Regions from separate parts of the Homo sapiens genome. Here region 2 is linked to region 1. Evidence: chromatin loops called from intact Hi-C (ENCODE). Cell type or tissue: B cell. All regions are shown on one strand. Links, peaks and the distances in the headings refer to the core of each region. The heading gives the core; the rest is flanking DNA.

What was found. Hi-C counts contacts between places; a loop is a spot of excess contacts. Peaks named below come from ENCODE experiments on the same cell type or tissue, not always from the same donor. Only the 100,000 strongest peaks of a DNase experiment are listed, where the experiment ranks them.
Region 2: it touches region 1 in a loop (8-fold over the local background); 18 of 110 quality-filtered maps call a loop at or near these places.

What each region holds. Positions count from the first base shown.
Region 1 is chr13:49,668,527-49,671,328 of GRCh38, reverse strand. It overlaps EBPL (EBP like), which reads left to right. Exons shown (of 4, transcript NM_032565.5): 2 at 1,483-1,552. Among named protein-coding and RNA genes, the nearest start is that of EBPL, 22 kb to the left of the region's middle. In B cell, for the core only: a CTCF peak has its summit at 1,432 (motif pointing left); a DNase peak (open chromatin) is centred at 1,418.
Region 2 is chr13:51,068,719-51,071,520 of GRCh38, reverse strand. No RefSeq gene overlaps it. Among named protein-coding and RNA genes, the nearest start is that of C13orf42, 41 kb to the left of the region's middle. In B cell, for the core only: CTCF peaks have their summits at 1,063 and 1,262 (motif pointing right); a DNase peak (open chromatin) is centred at 1,280.

The DNA of each region.
Region 1 (2,802 bases), core at 16-2,515:
CATCTCTACTAAAAATAACAAAAATTAGCTGAATGTGGTGTCACACGCCTGTGGTCCCAGCTACTTGAGAGTCTGAGGCACTGGAATCGCTTGAACCCGGGAGGCGTAGGTTGCAGTGAGCTGAGGTTGCACCACCACACTCCAGCCTATCTTCAGCTTCAGAGTGAGACTATCTCAGAAAAAGAAAACAAAGGATACTTCATTTGCAGCATTATCCTTAAATGACACAGGAGTCAGGATACGGGATCCCTAAGGAAAGAAATTGTGGCCCATTACAGTGAACGCTGTTTCCATAATCACAACATTGTAAATGCTGTTAATTGGCTTTTTCAGCTTTTAGAATCCAGTTACAGATAAAACAGGGAAAACAAATATGTTTAGAGAACAAGAAAGGACATGTAATCAGTCTCAACAATGCACAAGCAAACTGGACAGAAATTGAGAGTTGGGAACAGGGTGCGGGGAGCCTGGTAGAGGCTGTCATACTCTTTCGTGGTTTAGAAGCCCAGAGACTGCACAAAATTGATGAGTGAGTGAGCTGAGGTTTTCAGTTTTTTTACTTAAGTTACAAATTTGTGTAAGTAATAGAATAATATATCAGAAACTCGAAGGACTGGAAACGGGAGAGGAAGGAGTATCAATCAAACAATAGCTTTTCCTGCTAGTAGTCGAAGGAAATAGCAGTGTAAGTATATTATGAAATCACCGCGGGAACTGCAAAGAGATGTGATTGAGAGTGGTGACCTCTGGGGTGGCAGGACCCAGTTTTAATGTCATACAAATGATTGTTTAAAAGGAATGAGAAAAAAGTTTTATTGACCAGCAGCAAAATTTGTTCAAAGGAGCAACATGACAATTACATATCCCAGTGGCTTCTAGCTGTTTAGTTTTAGAAATCTTAGGCAAAGAAGCACTTCAGTGATGGGAAAATACTAACTGTAATTGCAGATATTTTATTACCTGAATGTTAAATGTAGCCTGTAACTGTTTTAAATCTTCCTAAACTTGCCCTTATATAGGAGAAGGGGGGAGGATTGCTCAATGCTGGTATAAACTTGATTGCCTTTCTCTTTAAGATCTTAGATTTTTTTGAGTTAAAAAAAAGTGAACTTCTGTGGGGTTCTCCGCAAAGACTTAAGATCCCTGGAATAATCTAGAGCTTACTCTATTTAATACAGTAGTTAAACTCTTATGCAAAAATTTCACTTTTTCCACATAAGAACACATCTCTGCTTTTACAGTGCCAATCATTGAAAAACAACATTAATTGTACATTAGGGTGAGACATACCCATTTCCAAGGTCCAGGTAACCAGGTCCCAAGATTGTATCCCACAAGGTTGTATGGATGTTTCCAGGCTGTGGCCAGGATGTGAGCCATGGAGAAGGGTGGGGGATGGAGCCAGGCAATGCCATGTGTCTACAGTGCCATCCTGTGGTTGTGATGCTGTATTAGAGCATGTCTTCATTTTCTCCTCTCTAGGAAGGCCCTTTTGTCTACTTGTCTTTAGTAGGAAACGTTGCAAATTCCGATGGCTTGATTGCTTCTTTATGTAAGTAATTAAAAACGTTTGCGTTTGAAATGTTGGAGGAGGTTTATTGCAAGTGTGACTGTCAAACGCCTCTATTATATACTGTATGACTTCATTTATATGAAATGTCCAGAATAGGTGAGTCTGTAGAGATACTGTAGATTACTGGTTGCGTGGGAATGAGGGTAGGGGTGGGGGTGTTGGGGGGAAATGAGGAGTGACTGCTAATGGGCACGGATTTCTTTTTGGGGTAATGAAATGTTCTAAAATTAGATTGTGGTGATTCAAACCTGTGATTCTACTAAAACCAATTATTTAAATAGGTAGATTGTGTGGCATGTGAATTACATCTTAATAAAGCTATTATATTAAACAATATTTGAGCCTGGGCAACATAGCAAGACCCTATCTTTAAAAAAAGTTTTTTAAATGAGCCAGGTGTGGTGGTGCACACCTGTAGTCCCAGCTACTCAGGAGGCTGAGGCGGGAGAATCTTTTGAGCCCAGGAGTTCAAGGCTGCATTGAGTCACAGTTGCACCACTGCACTCCAGCCCGGGCGACAGAGCAAGAGTCCATCTCTAAAAAACAATACATAAAATAAAAAATGTTGGTAGTGAATGGCCGGGCATGGTGGCTCACGCCTGTAATCCCAGCACTTTGGGAGGCTGAGGCAGGTAGATCACCAGGTCAGGAGATGGAGACTATCCTGGCTAACACGGTGAAATCCTGTCTGTGCTAAAAATATAAAAAATTGGCTGGGCGTGGTGGCGGGCCCCTGTAGTCCCAGGTACTTGGGAGGCTGAGGCAAGAGAATGGCGTGAACCCAGGAGGTGGAGCTTGCAGTGAGCCGAGATCACGCCACTGCACTCCAGTCTGGGTGACAGAGCAAGACTCCCTCTCAAAAAAAAAAAAAAAATGTTGGTAGTGAGTGCAGATGGAAGAGCTTGTGGGGTTTAAACTGGGTGGTTTTCCCATACTTTTAATATCAACTTTCTTTTTATTGTACATATATATTTGTGGTCTTGTAGATCCTTTCCAAAAGTCTTCATGCTCATTGTCAGTCAATATTCAATTAGCATTGATATTCTACCATGTACTGTGTCAATACCAACAGGTATTTTTTTTTACCACTTTATAAAACTGCCTTTCTCAGGATAACTGCTTTCAGGTTTTGCTTCTGAAACTTTGCATCATTTATCTCATTTCTTTTTTTTCTTTTTTTTTTCAGGCGAGTCTCGCTCTGTCCCCCAGGCTGGAGCACAGTGGCACCA
Region 2 (2,802 bases), core at 232-2,731, 1.4 Mb before region 1:
CCACAGCTGAAAGCTCACTAACCTGTCTCATGAGACCCAGCTCTGCACTCCTTCTGACTGTTTCTAAAACTCAAGCCCTGCTGAGAGACAGTTGCCTGTAGCAGAAGCCCACGGGCAGCTGAAGTGTCATTCATGACTTAGGTGCTCCTTTCACTGAGTGGTCTCTGGCCTGCACTGGGTGGGAGTGCGGATGGACTCTGGATCCCGAGTACCCCCTCATGCAAAGAAAAAACTACCCAGCCTCACCCTGTCTCACACGGTCTCATCCAAGCTGCAGGCCTGAGGCCCTGGCTGTGTAAAAGTGGGCAGATGATTTAGGCCCTCTACGCCTTATTTTTCTCAAATGGGAATTGGGCACGATAATAACATTTCCTAACATATAGTGTCATGGTGAAGGTTAAATGAATTTACACCTGTTAAAGTGCCTGGTAGATAGTAACTGTTAACTATTGTCATAATGAAAGAATGTTGATTTGCTATCACTTAGGATATTCAAAAATTGTGCCACACACTCTGAAAGTAGCTGTAAAAGAGAAATTCTCAAAATGTTTCAATTGGAGGAAGTACAGTCTCCTGAGAAAGCTGTTTTGAAGAAGACAGCACTGCACCGACTTGTGGTTAAGATTGGGCTCATGGGACCCTCATGAGCACCTGATAGCATAATGCACATAAAGCCCTTGGCCTGGTGTCTGGCAGAGTAAGCACAATAAATATTCAGTTCATATTATTATTATTATTAGGGCTCTCAAAATACATAAATCTGCAAGTTACATTCAGTTGGTTACAATGTAACAATCCTTTTTTGTCATGCCTCCTTATATATAGTCCCCAGATCACCTGGTTTATTTGCAACTTTTCCTTTATCAAATGGAAGTATAGATTAGGTTAGATTTGAAGATTGTTGACTTTGGTCTTGAGGAGCCCTTACCTCGAGTGCCAGTGTTGCGAGACCTCACCTCCATTCTTGCCTGGGTTCTGTACATAATGTACAAAGTCAGATGTATATTCTCTTTGCAGTTCTGGGACCACTGCACCTGGAGAAGGTTGTAGCCTCATTTTACACTGAGGGGCACTATCACTTGGGAAAGACAGAGGACTTTTTCATGATTACTCCAGACCTCAAGTACCAGTTGCAGGGTGAAGACTCAGACTTGAGCCCAGTCCTCTGAGCCATGATCCTGCACCTGGTCAGGATTTGTGAGTCTTCAGAGCCACACACCTCCTGCCTCCCTTCCTGCGGGAATGACTTACACAGCGTCCTGTTGGCATGTGGGGCTTTGGCCACACGGTGGCGCTTTACGCTCAGCAATCCCGCTGGTCCTCTTAATGCATCGCTGAAGATTTGAAAATCAAACTGAAAAGGAAAGAGCCCTGCCCTCTAGTTCTTAGAATACACAGATATCATTGTCAACGAGTATGGGGCCGTTAGCAATTGAGGAGGTGAGCTGGGTTCACTAGCTGGTTACCACCCTGTAGGAAATGCCTCAGTTCTTGCTGGTTTCATCCATCCTAAGGGGAAATCAAAGGACCTCTTGTCTGAAATCAAAGGATTCAGAATTCCACATTCAGAGCCCATTTTCAGGTGTTTTTCACAACATTGTACTCAACCACATGTGTGAATCAAACCTCACTTTCCAGTGTGGCTGATGAAATAAAATGGGCTCACATAAGCCAGAGTTTTGACATTCCTGGAAAAAGAGATTTTTTTTCTGAAGATATTGTCTGACTCCAAGACAGGCCTAAACCTCTTCCAGAAAAAAGAGAGGGGTTAACAGCAGCTAGTTTTATTCTTCTCTTGAAGGTGATATAGGACATAGGCCTGGTTGTGAATACCAGCTCTGACACTAACTAGTTTTGGAGCCTCAAGGAAGCTACTTCATGTCTCTTCACCTCAATGCTCCCATCAGTCAAGGGTGTTTATGATAATAGGACCTACACTATAGGATTGTGGTAAGGCTGAATTAATATTAAGTAGAACGAAATGCAAGTGGTTCAGTTCGTTCAATTCTAAAGTCTTTGACCTGTAAAAAATGGCAATTTCATGTGGCTCATTCTAAAACATGGAAAGTGCTTTGTGCCAGGCATATTGTGAGGCTTGGTGAAAGTGAGTGATTATTATTACAGCTGGCATGAAAAGAGTACAAGCACTTACTATGAACATTTAGGAAAACAAACCGCCCTGTCTTCTGGTTATTTTTTTCCTGAAGATTCTTACTGATAGCTGACTCAGTTGTTGCTGCATACTAAAGTTTCTAATACGCAAATATGCCAAAAGAGATCTGGCTGTTTATCATAGCTCCACCTTTAGCCAGGTTATCCCAGCCTCAAGACATCTTTCAATGAGATATTAATCCTACCAAGGGAGAAAACTCAAGGCCATCCCAGTACCACCTGCCACACGAGTAAAGCTGAACTCTTTCATTCTGTGCCTCTGCGGTCCCTAGGTGATGGAGACCTCCCTCTGCAGAGCCTGCCTCTCAGAGAGCACTCTATGCCTTGGACTGATGTGGAAATTGATCCTCTCAGTCCCTCTGAAGCACACACATCAAAGTTGAACTGTTCTATGTCCTTTTCCTTCTTAGGTGAATACTAGCTAATCTGTTCAGCCAAAGGAATATATTTTTATTCTGTCAGAAGTTTCCCAAGTTGTAGCTAAAAGGAATGAGAATTTCAGAGACCTGGCAGGCCTGGGGGGTGGGGGGTGGGGGCGTATTTTTTAACAGACGGGCCTCTGGGAGCCCAGCTTCAGCCACACCCTGTCTTGTGTCCGGGGACACCTTCCTCTGCTGATGTAGGCCTTGG